Regions from separate parts of the Mus musculus genome. Here region 2 is linked to region 1. Evidence: chromatin loops called from intact Hi-C (ENCODE). Cell type or tissue: heart. All regions are shown on one strand. Links, peaks and the distances in the headings refer to the core of each region. The heading gives the core; the rest is flanking DNA. Region 1 holds the start of Nudt17 (nudix (nucleoside diphosphate linked moiety X)-type motif 17). Region 2 holds the start of Itga10 (integrin, alpha 10).

Region 1 (8,324 bases), core at 323-8,322:
ACTGGAAGATTTATTTGTGCTTTATGAACATTACACCCAGGGATTGTCCCCAAAAATTATCTAAATTTCCAAGCGGGACTAGAAAGCCTGGCTGGCGTGGGCCGGCCGGAAGCTGCACGCCTCCGCGAGCTGGGCCACCAGGGGGCGCCAGGCAAGCGGTGGCCAGAGCTGCGCGGTGACCAGAGCTGCGCGATGGCTGCCGCACGGTTGCTGTTGCGCCTCGCCGGGCGCCTGGAGTCAGTGAGCTTCACACAGAGCGTGTGTGGACTCCTGGGTGCGGGGCAGAGACCCGGGCCGTGGCACACGCATTGCAGCTTGGAGCGAGGACAGCTTGTCCTCTCTAGCAATCCATTCCCCGGCGCTTCGGAGAGGCTTCCAATCCAGGTTGGGACAGGGAACCAGCAGGGAACGTGAAGGCAGTTTGGGGATGGGACGGGGCGAGTGGCGACAGGCCAGCTCCCACCGTGGGCACCCTTAATTTATGGAAGTGCCATCCTGCTTCCGAAGTCTTAGCCCGGCCAAACCCCTCTTGTCAGAGACCTCTTTTCTGCCCTTTTGCGGCTCTGGACCAGCAGCCTGAGGTCTCCAAGACAGAGCCGCTCACAAATAGAGGTGTGGATCTGGGTGTGGCGGTCATTCTTCAGTCCAGTGACCAGACTGTACTGTTGACCCGAAGGACATGCACTCTCCGCATTTCCCCCAATCTGTGGGTCCCTCCAGGTGAGCACCTACGAACAGGGTCTATGGGAGACAGGTGCCCTTTCCCTCCACAATGTTATTGGGCAGTTTCATACAGTGGTGACCCAACGTCTGTGTCCATAACAGACTTCCTCTGCCCACTGGAGAATGGGGTCCCTGGTGGAAGACAACAACCGTTCACATTGGGCCCACTCCTCTTGCAGGTGGGCACATGGAACCTGATGAGGAGGTACCGGCCTGCCGACCCAACCAAGAAACCTGAGTGGAGTCACCTTGGGTGTGGGCTGAGGGAGGGAGGGACAAAGAAAAGGACTTGGTAGGTTGAGCTTTGGATACTCTGACCGGCTCCCTTTGACTTCCAGATACTGGAGTGTGGATTTCGAGAGCTCTGGGAAGAGTGTGGACTACAGCTGCCCAAGAACCAGTTTTCTTGTGTCCTTCTGGGGTTATGGGAGGTGAGACAGAACGACCCCCAAAGCCCATTGAATAATCCTTGCCTGCCTTGGGCACTGGGAAAAAGTGTGGATGGACTGGAGTCCCCAAGTCATAGCTCTCACTCATGTCCCCCTTACCTGTCACCTACCACCCACTGCTTTGGCTTTGGACCAGCATTTTGTCTTCCTAAAGCCTCTTAACAAAGTCTCAAAGATAGTCGGTTTCTCAATATGCTATATTGGCTTTGTCTGCTCTTGTTGATCTTTTTCTTCTTCAGTCTGCCTACCCTCCTAGGCTGAGCTGGGGCTTCCCCAAATACCATCACCTCATTCTCTACGTACTCGTGATCTCCCAGGAGTCCCAGGAGCAGCTCCAGGTAGGCTTGGCGGTAGGGAAGACGGGACATCTGGCCTGGCTGTGACTGTGAGTAGAAGGGGAGGGAATCAAGCACCAAGCTGCCCTGCCCTGCGCCTGCCTCCTCCCCACCTGTGGCCTCTCCCTTAAGTGAAGAATCAACATGTCTGACCCCAGGCCAGGATCCAAGTAAACCCAAATGAGGTGAATGCTTTTATGTGGCTGGGACCAGATGTAGCGGCAGCTGTGGTTGCCACAGAGGATGGGACAAGGACACCCGGACTTTTCTCCCAGGACCTACCACTCTCTGTCTGGTGAGAACTTTTCCTTTAGCTATCAGCATATGACATACATACATAAGCATGCGTGGGAGGGTGCAGTTTAGAGTTTCGTGTTGTGAAAGAGATTTAGGGAATGAGTTTGTCTACTGATAAATCAAAAGACCATCTGAGATCAAAGACTAAATGTTAAGGGTTTGTGCTCCGACTACTAGCTAGCATTGAAGACCTTGGTTTAAGCCCTTACTCTCCCATAGGACAGAGTCGCTTAAACCTCCTTGAATGTGTTTCCTTTCTGTCAAGTGAGGTTAACACTCACTTGCCTTCTGCAATACTTGGGAGGATTAAACGGCTCAATATACTAAAGTTCGTTGTAAGCTACAAGGCACAACCCAGACAGAAACTGTTATAATCCAGTGCAACCGAACTGAAGGACGATGGAGGAACCCAACCTCTGGTCCTGCCCATGCCCACACTCATGCGGACAACCCCAACCACAGCAGAGGAGGACAAAGAGAGGATCGGCGCTGGAACCAAGTTTGCCCTCCAGCTCTGGTTGCAACATCTGGGCAGATGAGGTAAGGACCGACTTGCGGGTAGCATAGTCTTGGTACCAGATGATGTTTTTAGGGACATCAAAGAAACAAAGAGAAAGCAACTGCTCTTGGCTATGCTTGTGCGAATGCCCACACTCCCTCCCAGGTAAAAGTGACGTCCACACAGACCACAGACCAGCAAAGGAAGCCTGTCAACCCAAGACCTGGGATGTCCTTCGAGATGGAAGGAGAGGCCCTACTCCATAAAGCTGCCCTCTGACTTCCACGTGCAAAACCATGGTGCACGTGCCCGCATACACAGTAATAAACACTTTAAATGTTCTTTTTTTTTTTTTAAGTGAAAGGATGGAACATGGACCCTCTGCCCCACAAACCCTGGGTCTGGAAAGCGAGGTACAACATCCCTTCCCCTCCATGACGCTCACAGAACATTCACAACCTTTATTGTAGGCGAGAACTCTGCTACAACTTTGGGAATAAAAGTAAAATCACATCACAGGGCCTTGGCCCTGAAGGAAGGGGCCTGAGTATTGGGGAGGAGAACACAGAGCCCCCATGTCCCACAAAAGGTGCAAGAGTAATCCAGGCCTGAACACAGGCCACTAGACGCTTCGCCCCTTGGCTGTTTAGCATAAAAACATTGTGAACTTAAATATATAAATAGAGACCCAGGCAGCAGACAGGCCACGCCTTGCTCCCCAGCCCCTGGGAATCACAACTAAGGCCTTGTTTCCTCCTCGAGTCACACTGGGGAGTGAAAGGCAAGGGATTTCATCTTTGGATGCTTTGGAGTTTTCTTATTTATGTACAAAAAAGAAATCTGCAATCCAAAATAGAGTTCTCTGTCCATCTCTGACCTGTCGCCCGACTGTATGGTCAAAGAGAACGGAATGGATGTCAAAGACCAGATATTTGGGTTTGGGTAGGGAACGGAGAGTCTTGGGAGAGGAGGCAGGAAAGTGCCTTTCCCCAAGAGGCTGAAGATCTGGTAAAGGCTAAGGACCCCCTCATCCCTCAGTCCCTATCCCATCTGCCTCCCACTGCCTAGGTTACCATACCCAGAGGAATGTGCCACCATAAAAAGGTTAAATGTTAACCCTGTGAGTACTGGCCTGTTAGGCAGCGATAAGGCCAAAAGCAGGTATCCATGAAGCTCTGGCCTGGCCTTTGGCCAATGACCCCTGAGGGATCAGAGCAGCCAGGGGTTCGGAACCCACAACGTGATCTGCTCAGTGCTGGGGCCAATGGAGATTGATTTCATAATCCAAAAAGCTCAGTCCAAGGAAATGACGTCTGACCGACAGCCAGTCAAAGAGGGACCTGAAGGCAGGGGTCCTCCATGCCCTTCCCTCAAGGAGCTCCCAGGAGCCACAATGCTGCTGACACGACCAGGAGGGGGCGCTGGAGTGGAGCTGCGGTGAGAGCTCCCCAGTGTGGGGGCCAGTGGGCCCAGGAAGTGGGAAGGGGTTCCCCGGTACTGGAAGAAGTGGCCAAGGGTGTCCTGTTCATCTAGCGAAGTGATAACTGAAGGGCCGTAGTGCTGGAGAGATGAAGGGCACAGCTTGACGTGTTGTCTTGACTCAGCACCTCACTCACCTCAGAACCACCTCGTGGGGTACCAGCCCTCAGGGATCATACAGCATTCTTGAGAAGAAAAGCTGGGAACCTCTGCCTCCACCCTACTCCCCCAGACCCTTCTCCTGTGCCTTGCCTTGAGACAGCCCCTTCAGACATCCAGTTCTTGGCCTTGTGGGTGTCTGAAATGTGTGGAACATCCACTAGGGAAGGTTCTGAGTCCGTGTGGGGGTGAGTGAGCAGGAAGAGTGGGGCTACGAAATCACAGGTGTGACTATGGAGTGACGGGGGCAGGGAAAGGACCATGTTCTCCCCTCACAGGAAAGCATTTTTAAATCCCTAGGGACACTGGGCAGGGGAAGAGCACATCATGTGTCTAGAATGGACTCTTCCGAGATCTTGGATCTTCCTAAACATGGCCACTTACCTGACTCTCAGTCTGAAGGAAAGAAAATAAATCTAAACCTGGTAGGAAAAGAAAAATCAAAATCAACTCCCTTCTGACTCCTTCACCACAAGGGGAAAAAAAAATCCCCCTGTCCCTGGGGCTCGGCAAAGAAACAGGTCTGGAGAGGGTGACAGGGAACGACCCTCCCCTCCACCTTAGGGTCAGTGTTCTACCTTGGATGTCAGCCCCCAGTGGGAAGGCAGGTGGGTACTCATGTAGCGGGAGACTAGACAGGAAGTCACTGCCCAGTGTGCCCATTGCAGGGCTCCGCAGCACCGAGGATGGCTGGTGACCAGAGGTCAGGGCTCTGTGAGTGGAGAGAAAGAGCCGGAGAGCTAGCCAAGCGCAGATGCCCCACGTCCCACTCCGCCTGCTCTTCCCTGTCCCAAAGCTCGACCTGTGGCCAGAAGGCAGTTCTGACTTCTGTCCCTCTGCTATGGGAGCAACCTTTCTCATACCCTTTGCTTCCAGGAAGGGCTGGAATGGCCGCTGAGGTGACAGGGCAGTGCTTCTTGGTGGGGGGCAAATCCTCCTCATCTGATGAGCTTTCGATGGTCAAGTCAATGACTTCGACCCTCTTCTTACTCTCTGGCTGAATTCCCTCCTGGACTGCGCTGTACTGGAGACCTGTGGGTGGTTAAGAAGGCTGTCTCAGAGAAAGGGCCAGCCATGACTTAGCTCAATTGGGGAGCAGGGGGTCACTCACCATCCAGCCCATACCCTGGCGGGGGGCAAACCTCTGATGCCTCCTTCTTGGGTTTCATCGGACACCAGGATCCATCTTCCATGAACTGGATCTCATCACAATCCGAACAGGAATTAAGAATTTCCATGAATAAACTAGGGAGGAGGACATGTGGATTCACGAGGCTGGACGCGGCTGGAGCCACCCACGGTGTTCTGACACTCACTTCCTATGCTTTAGTCACCTCATCTGCATCACCCACCCTCCTGGACCTCCCTGAGCTGCTGCTGGGATAGAATACAGCTGGGACTGTAGCTCAGTAACAGAGCACCTGCTTAGCCTGCAGGCTGAGTCTGATCCCTAGCACTGTGGGGGAGAAAGGATGTAAGAGAGCTTCAGAAAGCTCAGGCCCCGCCTTTAATCCCAGCACTTGGGAGGCAGAGGCAGGCAAATTTCTGAGTTCGAGGCCAGCCTGGTCTACAGAGTGAGTTCCAGGACAGCCAGGGCTACACAGAGAAACTCTGTTTCGAAAAAACAAAACCAACCAAAAAAAAAAAAAAAAAAAAAAAAAAAAAGAAGAAGAAGAAAAGAAAAAGAAAAAGCAAGCAAGCTCAGGCCCAGGGTTAAACCTTCCTAAGAGAGAATGTGTGAACCCTAGTAGAGGAAGGGGAAGGGAACTAAGGTCACTTAGGACCAAGAATATCACTTGCTTATTAGGCTAGGGTGAAAGTCTAGCTATATAAGTACATCCAGGACCTCAAAAACAAAACAACAAAAAAAAAAATCCTTATTTCATCAATCTAATAAATGCTTTTGTAATAGGAAAAATGAAGAGGAGCCCAGCCACTATGCTCTGTGGGAAGGTCGGGTAGTTGTCAGCAATGCCGTGGAACAATTCAATGCACTGCTCTGTCACCTACTCATGTGACCTTCTGCCCTAGGTTCCTTTCCTCATCGATCGTGACGGCACCTATGTCGTGGGGCTATCATGAGGACTGATGAGAAAATGCATTCAGGGTGCTGAAGTCCTTAATGTCACACACATGGTGGATGGTAGAGGAGATGGAGGGGGTGAAAGCTGTGATTTATGGGAAGTAAGCCATAAAGAGGGGAGGGAGGCCTTAGTGACCGTCCTAGGAGAGAGGGAAGCTGAAGAGCCCTACCCATCAATAATCAGCGACTCATAGGGAGCCTTCTTGTCACACACAGGACACGTCCATGTCGGCTTCTTCTCATTCATCTGTAGATAAAGGGCAGCATCGAAACTCTGCAGATGGGCACAGGTGAGGGCACGACACGGGACAGTCAGGCGCATCTTCCCTAGCTGAGGAGAGGAGAGTTCACGCTAGCAAACCTTGCTCTAGTATCCAGAGAAACCCTCTTCAGAATGTAACCCAACCCCCCTCCCACTTCCTATCCCGCCTCGTACCCACCGGGCACATGAGTGACACCCGGAGACTTGTAGTAGCCACTTCACTGTCGGGGTCAGCAGTCAGTTTCTCCTTGACTAAAACAAGAGCAGGGCTAGGGGTCAGCAAGGCCAGCAGCAGCCTGGCAGCAGACAGCCCCAGCTGACAGCAGCTGGGTAGAGGCGGGGACTCATGGTATATCACAGGAGTGGAGAAGAGATGTCTGCGTCCCTGAAGATGCTTAGACAATGCAAGGTAAACCATGGGCTACATTAGGGATGATCTAGATGGGAGGGAAGCATCATGGGAAGATCAGATGGAATGAACATCAGGGCTTTTCAGTACAGAGAACTCAGATCTTAGTAGGGTGGGATTAGAGCCTTTGAGATACAAAGCTGTTGTGTGATTGGCAATGCAAGCTCTTCCCACTCCTCAGCTGAGACTGAGGAGAAAACCAGGGAGACCATATGAAAGAGCTGTTCCTGATAAAGCCTGGAGGACGGCAGGAAGCCCTGAGCCCAAGCGGAAGGAGGAAAGAACGGTAACTCACTCAGTGCCCGGGAATGGTCTGGATTCCGGATCCCCTTGGCTCTGAGTTTTTGTAGAAGGGTCCCTGCAGTCAATTGCCTCACCAGGTACACGGACAAGGAGTAATTCTACTTGGGGAAGGGAGAGGGACCATTAGCTTCTGCTTCCCAAGCCGCCTCTTTCCCCATAGCCTTTGTCTCGCAGAGACCAGAGATGGTAGCCTTTATCAGAGAGGCCTACGAAGAGCAAGATGAATCCCCAACCCAAAACTAGATGGCTCCCTGTAGCCTCTCTGCGGGCCTTACAGCCTCAGATATGCTCACCCGTCCAAACTCAGATGACCAATTAACTACGATGGTGTTGGGGACAGTGGCTGAGAGTCGAGCCAAGGGTGTGATGTTGATCGGACGGCTGGGCCTCTTGGGCTCAGCTCCATTCTTGGTTGGAGGGAGGTAACCCTGAGGAAAGGAGGGATTTGTTAGTGGAGAGGGAGCACTGGGAGGGGTTCAACTCTAACAACAGAATTCTGGTCTCAGATTACTCTCTGGGGGGGAGGTCAGCTCACACACTAGCAAATGAATAGGAATCTGCTGCACAACAAGGCCCTCATGGGGCCAGGCTGTGTAAGGGGTTCACTTGAGGGGTAAAAGGGGGAGTTTATTGACCAAGGAACTAGGAACCCAGTCACTGAGTCCCATGGGTCCACTTCATCTGCTGTCACCTTTTAGAGGTCTTTTCTAAACCTTTGTATTAAACTGGTGTCCCTCTCCTGGGTTCTGACAAAAATTATTCAGTCCTATTTTATTTCACTCATATTTTTTTATTCTTTGAGAGTATCATACAGTGTGTTTTGATCCTATTCACCCGGTCCTCAATTCATCCCAGAGCCACCTCTCTTTTCCATGCACCCAACTTTGAGCCGCCTCCCTCTTATTAACATATCAAGTACAGTTTGTATTATCTATATACTCTTAGATAGGTGGCCTATCACAGGAGCACGGTCGACCTACTCGTCAGCCCTATTTTAATAATCTCTAGATTATACTGATTTCCTCAATAAACTGAGCAACTACTACGTGCCAGGCACTACTCTAAGCAGTTCTTTTCATAAGAGGTTTTTACTTAACATTTATCCGCTGCCAAAGGGAAAGACTCTTTACCTACCGGCAGGGGGCAGAGTTTCCCATTAACCTTAACAAAGAGGTTAGGGGGGAAATAGTCCTCCTGAGGGCAGCTGGTCTCACAGAGACAGAATCTGGCGAGAAAGGACAGATGAGTGGGGTAAGTGGCAGTTTTCTGAGGTGAATCTAGCACTAAAGAAAACTCCAGAAAAAAAGGAAAAAAGAAAATCAGTCA
Region 2 (8,324 bases), core at 280-8,279, 58 kb after region 1:
AACCCTTCTGTGCTAAGAAGAGAGATAAAAGAATGCTATATGGTCATATGTATGTGTGTGCATATGCATGCACATACACACAGGCTTGCATGCAGGCATGCCCGTATAGTGTATTTAACACTGTCAGCAGTTCACTGAGGTCAGATGTCTTCTGCACCATTCCCCAACAGTATCTAGCATGCAAACTGGCACAGAGTCACAACTTGACTGTTTAGATGGCACGGAACATATAAAATAATCTGTCATCAGTGTAAATATGTACAAGCATTATTTATTTATAGATTCATTCAGCAAACACTTGGGTTGACAAGATCAAGGAACTGGAGAATAAAGACAAGTCAGGTCATGTAGCCTCCCCAGAGGTTTAGAGTCATGTTTGAAAAGAATACTAGGGCGTGAGTGGTTGAGAAGCTAGGTATCAGAATTGACGCAGGAGTAGAAGAGGAAAGATGGAGTTCTGTGTGCAGAAACAGAACAGACAAGGAGAGATACACCCACAGACACCGTAAAATGCAAATACAGTAAGAGAGAGTATGGTGACAGCAACCTAGCCTTCCTCCACGAACTTCTGGCATGCAGATAAAGATAAGCGCCCAGAGCATCTTGTGATGTATACACTACACTCCAGACCCTCTCCCTCTCCCTGCTGATCCTTCCTCCTCCCTCACACGACCCCTTTACCATGTCTCACCATGCCACCATGATCGCTTGGGCGGTTCTCGTTTCTCGCCCTTCCCTCCGACTTAGGTTCCTTGCTGCTCTCACAACTTCTTCCTTTGTTCGGAAGTCTCCCAGGGACCACTCATGCACAGGGTTCTCCCCGTACTGTACCAGTCCTACCTGAGAACAATAGACCATGTGCCCACATGGGATGTATGAAGAGCGTAGAGAAGATGGAGCACAAAGGATGAAGGGGAAGTGAACCCCTAACAGGTGTGTCCAACCTGCAGCACGATGAAGGGGAAGTGAACAGGTGTGTCTAACTTGCAGCTCATGGCATGCATTGCCCAAGCAACTACAAGCAGCAAAGGGAAGCTCTGAGTGTGGCCCCCCACACAATCATAAACTTACTTCAAACATTATGAAATTTTTGTGACTTTTTGGTAAGTTAATTGCACAGTTCTTGAGCATGAGTTCTGTAGAAGACAATGTCCCAGGGTGTCATCAAGAGGCTGGACATGGCTGCTTACATCCAAGGGTCCAGGAGTGTTTACTTCTTTCCCTCCAATCCTATCCACATATCTTTCTCTTACCTGTATCTGCTCCGGATCGATGAACAGTCTTCCTACCAGCCTCCGAAGGAAAGTCTGAACTTCTGACCAGGGATAGATACTGTTGGAGCCATCCAAAACAATGACGACATCCATGTATGTGGGACAGCCTAGAAGGGGGGCATAGTGATGGGAAACAAAAACATGGAAGGATGTGGGGTGTAGTCAGCAAGGGAGAATGTCCCAGGAGGACGCTGCAATGCAGGCACTTAAAAGGGAATTCTCTCTTAATTACCAGGAAAGTACTATGCCAGGTCCCCAGTGTGGAAATCAAAGAAAGAAGAGATGGGCAGATGTAAAAGAATGAAATATGCACTAGCGAGAGGCCTACCACTACCCTGTGCTATGGAACACTGAGAGAGCCTCACTTTCGTTTGTGTGTGTGTTGTGGGGGAGGGGCAGTATTTGAACTCATGCCCTACCAATGTGCCACAGAGGGGCATGTTCAGCAAAGGCCAGGCAAGACAATGCATGCCTATTATCCCAGTACTTGAGACTGAGAAGCTGAGGCAAGCAAATTCCAAGATCAAGGACAGCCTGGGCTACATAAGACTATCTCCCAAAAGGCAGTAGATAAGAAAGTATATGAAAGGCATGAGGGGAGAACCCAATAACTGAGTGCTGACTTGGCATCTATAAGACCCACAAAAATAAGATATGGAGGACACGTGATGGATGAGGGATAGGCTGTGCACAGGATATGCTGTTTTGTTTTGTTTTTAAGTTGGTAAAACCAGATCCTGGTGTCTTGAGGCTCTCCTAAGGAGTCTGAATTCTAATCAGTTAGCAAACAGGAGCCTCTTCTGCAAGCACACTTGGGAATGATGAGGATAGCCATGCAGACCCTCCACCAAGTCTTTTGTCCTAGTTTTTCCCACCCAGCATCCCTATCTGGGAACTGAGCTTCCAGGGCCCTTCCACTGGCTCACGTTGGGCGGTGGGTGCCAGGCTTCCCTGGGGCCGGAATGAAGCATCCACACGGGCACATATTCCAGAACTGAAGACAGAGCTGCCGCAGGCACGAGACCAAAGAGGGGCACAGGCCTGGGTGGATAGGAGAAATAGTTATCCCCAGGCTTGAGAGGGCCTCTCGGAACACACACCTAGTTAAAAGAGAGATGGAGAACACTCCATGGGGAACCCTGCCTTGCTCTCTAGGGTTTTGAATTCCTTGTCTCTTCTATACAGACTAATTTCCCTTACCACGGTGCTTTTTCTGTTGTTGTTGTTTGGTTAGTTTTGGTTTTGGGTTTTTCAAAACAGGGTTTCTCTGCATAGCCTTGGCTGTCCTGGAGCTCACTCTGTAGATCAGGCCTGACTCTGCCTCCAGAACACTGGGATGAAAGGCCCAAGCCACCACTGCCCAGATACCATAATGCTCTCTTCCCTGCTGTGAACCTTCTGAGGCCCTTCTTTCAGCTCACCATGAATCCCCCATCAGCATCTGTCTCTAGTAGAGACATCCCTAGGTGCATATTCACAGCAGGCTGAGAGGAATTTCCAAGTTGATAGTCACCTGGTTGGAGGAAGGGTAGAAGAGAATGAAGTCATGGGGTCATAGTTCGGCTTCTTTAGTTCAGGGTCATTGACAAGGTCCAAGGGGTCAGAGTTACTAGATGTCAACATCAGGAATTAGCAGGGGAAAGGTCAGGCTTCTTCTTACCCAGGTGGCCTTTGGTACATGGAGCACTGTGGAATCCCCCTATAGAGCAACGATAAACATCCCCTCTCCGGTCACCTGATGGCCCATCCCAGGGGGCACCCACCAGCATCCTGGAAGGAGAATATGGATATAAAGATCCGGTGAGCATGGTCCTTAGTATAGTGAGAGGGAGAGTGCATGAGACGTCATGGAGCCCCAGGCACTTTCAAAGGCCAGCTTGGACCGGTCCTCCCCTTTATCAGTGAGTGCATAGTCCCGATCCCACGGTCCTCTGTTTTCCCTCTCACCATCGCTGTCCACCCCCAACATGCTGTAAGACACTGTATCCAAATTCGGCCTCTGGTGGCCCTGTGAAGAGTCGTGGGTGGTGTTCATCCAGATTAAAGGAGGAGCAGAGACCTGAGGGGTGAGGATCATAATTAGCATCCACCAATCAGTTAATGAAGGACTGGTGAGGCTTAGTGGGAGACAAGACAGGAGGGAGTGTTTCTATCTCAGCTCTCCTGCTCTGTGTCAATGTCATGTCCTCAGAACCCCAGGTGGGATGATTGGATGATTCTCTTCCTGTGGGGTGGGGGTGAGGGATCCTAAGGCCCTCGGCCATGCTGAAGCACAGCTGTATTTCCATTCTCATTCCTGAAATCTCATTCACAGACACATCTGGATAGGTCAAGTTACTCTTTCCACATCATTCCTCCTACACATTCTCCTCTCTAAGCCTCGAGAGTCCAAAGAGGGAGAGAGGGCTTTTCTGAGGATGCAGAGTCACCACCCTTTCCTAATTCTTCCCAAAGCCAGGGCCATGGGAAGAAACGATGGCAAGGAGCTCCCTGCCCGGGTGTCTCCTCTTTCTGTTTCTTCTTGTCACACTTGCACTTTCTCCAAGGTTGAGAGTGCTGGCTCCTTCCAGCCCTGCCAACCTCAACGCTAATTAAGTGGGTGGAACCACCGGCCTGCCCACACACAGTTTGCCATCTATCCCTGTTAAGGGTCCTATCACCCCCAAGACTCCCCCCCACCACAATCTCCTCATCTCATCCACCTTACAAACACCCCTTGCCTACTCCCATAGTTTCCTCAAACTTTAGTCCACGCTTGGGGTCCCCATCTGTGCCCTACTGATTCCTTTCTCCTGACCCCAATTCCCATAAAATCAGAGCTGTTATTTTAGGAAACAAAGATTATAGGGCACTAGCAGGGAAAAATTCCAAGCCTCTTATCCCTCCCATGATTCTCTTCTCTACTGTCTTGCTCTTTGCATCCAAGCAACCCTCCATCCCCCAAAATCTAACTTCAACTCACACTGTGCTCATTTTCAGAAAAGGTATTTTATATGTGAGCCTTTTTTTTTTAATCCAGGAAATTGGCAGGGCTATGAGACCAGAAACTGTAGCTCGGTCGTTAGGCGAACCCAGAGTTCTGACCACATAGTAAGGCAATTATGCCTCAGGCACCAAGGAGCACCAATGGCAGGGAGAAGCAGGGAAGGTAGGAATCAGTGTAACCGAATGGAAGATGAGAGACACGTCTCTTTTCTGTGCCCTCATGTCTGTGGAGTTTAGGACAAAGGTTTTAGATAATTAGGTACAAAGGTTTAGATAATGAGGTACAAGCCAGAGGAAGTTTTGGCCACTGCCATTTGGGTGTCTAAGAACATGAGTGCACACAGGAAATATAGCATCGGTATTAACCTCCGACCTGAGCGCCCGAAGAATTTTAGCCATAATGGTCCCAATTATAAACAATCCACATAACTTCCATTCCCAGCAGAAACCAAGTTTGCTTCCCTCACCTGTCAGCAACGCCAGGGGCAGGAGCAGGTGAGGGATGGAGAGAGACTCCATGGGCGCTTGTCCGGTCCAGTCCGAGAGGCTCTGAGTCGCTCTGTCCCTCTCCTTGGCTGTTTTCGTTACTTTCCCTCCTATCCTGCCCCCTCCCACTGGCAGCTAAAAATAAAGTTGGATGGAATGGGAGTGGTGGTGGAAGGGAGCTGTGGGGAGCCCAGGACAGGAACACAGAGCAGCCTTAGTCCAGCTCTCTACCTTGGTGCTGCCCCCTGGAGGCCTCAGCTAATATTCAAAGAAAACACAAATTTTGACCCTTTCTGAGGCTACTTTTATGCACGGTTTATTTATTCAATAATTTCCTCCAGTTTGGAACAGAAAGTAGGACTTAGAGACAATATTTTTTGCCTTATTAATCTTAACATGGGATATGCAAAATAACAGCTGACAGCAGTGACAGCAGCATTTTCCTACCTACTGTGTGAAGGGCAGTCCTACTGTGTGACCTTGCCAATCCACTGAGTTATGGTCATGCTTGTGTGTGTCTAATAGCTTTTGGGGAGTCACTGCCTGTAGACAGGTGTGCTTTGTGGTGTCAAGATAATTACTTTGGTTGAAAACATCTCACCCCTAACTTGAGGCTGTTCACGGATTGTTTTGAATTGGGACCATTATGGTGTGTCCGCACCTTTCCCCCAACATTTAAATTTTCAGTGAAATCCTGTAACCATGTTAGCTGCTAACGCCAAGGAAAGCCATCCACAGTCAGAGAGCTAAGGCTTACAATGACCAGACCATGAGAGACCAGATGTCAACGAGCAGCTGGACACAGTAACACTCACTGTAGGCTACTCAGAAGCCTAAAGCAGGGGAGCTCAGAGCTTCAGCCCTGCCTAGGTACCACAGTGAAAACAGGCAATCCGTCCCCCCACCCCACCCCCGCCATCTTGAATTGAATAAAAAAGTCAGTGAGCAAACTGATCTTTAATTTGTTAGCCTAGAAGGCTTGCTTGCTCTGTGGGCAAGGACCAGTTATTTACATAGAATCATTGTACAGTATTTACAGGAAGAGGCCAGACATGGCATCAGCCTGGGTAGTCAGAGAAAGAGCAAGAGCCAAGTGCGGAAGGAAACTCTAATATCAACGTGTACGCAGAAACTGGAAAGTGTGGAGGCAGTCTGCTGAGGCAGACCCAGGGGAGAAGCCTCAAACAGCCTGCAGCGGTGTGAGCGAAGAGACGCCGGGCATGAAATGAAGCCTGGGAAAGTATGGAGGGTGGAAGGGAAGAAAAATGCTACATGAGGTTTCAGAAAAAAAGAATACAATTAGCACTTTGCTATCCATAACTTAAGCTTCCCCTACCAAAAAGTAACCCACCCCCCTCCTTTTAAATATCTGGCCAGGAGGCTAAGAAAGAGAATTCTGTCTCACGGTAACAAATTCTTAACTAGACTCAAGACAGAGAGATAAAGGGAAGAGCTATGAGATTCTGGCAATGGGACTGAATGAAGCCCAACTGCAGAGGCCTGCAGGAGCCTTCCCTTAGCACTGCCTTCCTGACCCGTCTTTGGCAGGTTCTTCCCCTCATCCCTAAGGATCTGGATTTTAACTTCAGTCAAGGAGTTGAATTACAATGAGGTTGGCACACAGTGACCATCTCAGCTTCCATCTCACCCACCTGGGCTCCCTCCTTATCTTGTACCACAGTGTCAGTCAGGGCTTGAGTCGTAGCCAGGGACAGATTAGGGTGAGAATAGACAGAATGGAGGATATGAGGCCACACAGCCCCACAATCCCAGGGCCACAACGCCAGAGGCCTAGTTTGTCCAGTGGGATGAAAAGGTCACAGGCATTTCTGAGCACATCCAGCAAGAGAGGGGGATGACCTCGAAGGACACGAGCCAGTAGCAGGATTCGGAGCCGAAACTTCAAAGCCAGTTGTGGCAGACTTCCTCCTGGAGTCCCTGGTCCTCCAGGTCCCACAGTTTCTACTCCTCCTGAGACTCCTACTCCAGAAACCTTCATTCGCCTGCTGTAAGCTGAAGTCTCTTGTTCCATCAATAGGCGAATCTCATAAGCATCACGGCTCAGATTCATGATGAGGGAAAACAGATAGTATCTGAGACACACAGGGAAAATATGTGAGTTAGAAAGAGCACAAATGTCTACTGAACAATTCTTCTCATAGACTGGAATGGGATTCCACATTAGAACACCAGAAGTGATTGCTATACTCCACTACTAGAAATGTCCACGCTGGGGCTGAAGAGATAGCTTAGTCGGTAAAGGCACTTGCCATCCAGCCTGAAGATCTAAGTTTGATCCACAGAACAACTGACTTCCCCAAGTTGTCCTCTGACTTCCACAGACACATTAATGTACTTACATGTACCCACATACCCAATATAAACAACCTAATATATTAAACTACATATAAGAAGATGAATAGATAAATCACTACTTTTAAAGCTTTATTTATTTATTATTTTATGTATATGAGTGCACTGTAGCTGTACAGATGGTTGTGAGCCTTCATGTGGTTGTTGGGAATTGAATTTAGGACTTCTGCTTGCTTTGATCAACCCTGCTTGCTCTGGTGGGCGCTTGCTCCTATCAACTCTGCTCGCTCAGTCACTGCTCACTCTGGCGCAAAGATAGATTTATTTATTTATTTATTTATTTATTTATTTATTTATTTATTATACATAAGTACAATGTAGCTGTCTTCAGACACACCAGTAGAGGGCATCAGATCTCATTACAGGTGGTTGTGAGCCACTATGTGGTCGTTGGGATTTGAACGCAGGACCTTCAGAAAAGCAATCAGTGCTCTCATCCACTGAGCCATCTTGCCCAGCCCGATAAATCACTTTTTAAAAAAGTTTAAAAAAACATATATCTTGGACTGGAGAGATGGCTCAGTGGTTAAGAACACTTCTCTTCCTGAGGTCCTGAGTTCAGTTTCTAGCAACCACATGGTAGTTTACAACCATCTATAATGAGATTTGGTGCACTCTTCTGGTATGCAACCAGAACATTGTATACATAATAAATAAATAACTCTTAAAAGTGGGAACCCCTAGAAGTGGGAATGTCGCTCACTGGTAAGAGTACATGCCTTCCATGCACAAGTCCTGGTTTCAATATCAGCAACACCAGAAAAGAACTGTCCTTTCTTGACAACATAATAGGTTCAATACATCTGATACAGAAAGACTCACGATCTCACTTATGAGTTAAATCTAAACAGCCTAACTTACCAAAGTATGGAATAAAACTGTGGTTGCCAGGATTGGAGGGGACAAGAAACAGGAAGACCTTAGCTAATGGGACAAACATTCAGTTCGTTCTATATATCTAATGTGGTGACTACAGTTAATATATCAGTTAACATAATAACAGTTAATATAATCATGGACTTGAAAGTTGCTAAATGGGTCATCGATTGATCTCAGCACATGTTCTTATCATTAAAAAGATGTCACCATGAGGTTATGAGCATTTTTAAAATATTTATACTATGTATATGGGTTTTTTGCCTGCATGTATGTCTGTGCACTATGTGCATGCCTGCCACCCAAGAAGGCCAGAAGAGGGCATGAGAC

Evidence for each region. A loop is a pair of places that touch in the nucleus more often than their neighbours do. Peaks named below come from ENCODE experiments on the same cell type or tissue, not always from the same donor. Only the 100,000 strongest peaks of a DNase experiment are listed, where the experiment ranks them.
Region 2: it touches region 1 in a loop (2.0-fold over the local background); 7 of 42 quality-filtered maps call a loop at or near these places.

The regions. Positions count from the first base shown.
Region 1 is chr3:96,700,388-96,708,711 of GRCm38, reverse strand. Pias3 (protein inhibitor of activated STAT 3) reads right to left here. Exons shown (of 14, transcript NM_001165949.1): 5 at 8,133-8,223; 6 at 7,292-7,426; 7 at 6,991-7,096; 8 at 6,465-6,538; 9 at 6,195-6,355; 10 at 5,053-5,186; 11 at 4,805-4,973; 12 at 4,520-4,653; 13 at 4,326-4,363; 14 at 2,642-3,863. The coding sequence ends at 3,597. It overlaps Nudt17 (nudix (nucleoside diphosphate linked moiety X)-type motif 17), which reads left to right and starts at 152. Exons shown (of 8, transcript NM_030094.1): 1 at 152-384; 2 at 537-720; 3 at 903-928; 4 at 1,062-1,154; 5 at 1,412-1,510; 6 at 1,666-1,802; 7 at 2,184-2,344; 8 at 2,469-2,820. The coding sequence starts at 193. The coding sequence ends at 2,343. In heart, for the core only: CTCF peaks have their summits at 3,725 (motif pointing right) and 8,126 (motif pointing right); DNase peaks (open chromatin) are centred at 551, 1,511 and 3,731; H3K4me3 peaks cover 712 bases; H3K27ac peaks cover 309 bases.
Region 2 is chr3:96,642,089-96,650,412 of GRCm38, reverse strand. It overlaps Pex11b (peroxisomal biogenesis factor 11 beta), which reads right to left. Exons shown (of 4, transcript NM_011069.3): 4 at 5,032-6,838. The coding sequence ends at 6,433. Itga10 (integrin, alpha 10) reads right to left here and starts at 4,829. Exons shown (of 30, transcript NM_001302471.1): 1 at 4,727-4,829; 2 at 3,222-3,333; 3 at 2,935-3,044; 4 at 2,696-2,787; 5 at 2,201-2,315; 6 at 1,254-1,381; 7 at 692-840; 8 at 1-12. The coding sequence starts at 4,778. In heart, for the core only: CTCF peaks have their summits at 5,008 (motif pointing left) and 7,482 (motif pointing right); a DNase peak (open chromatin) is centred at 4,872; H3K4me3 peaks cover 373 bases.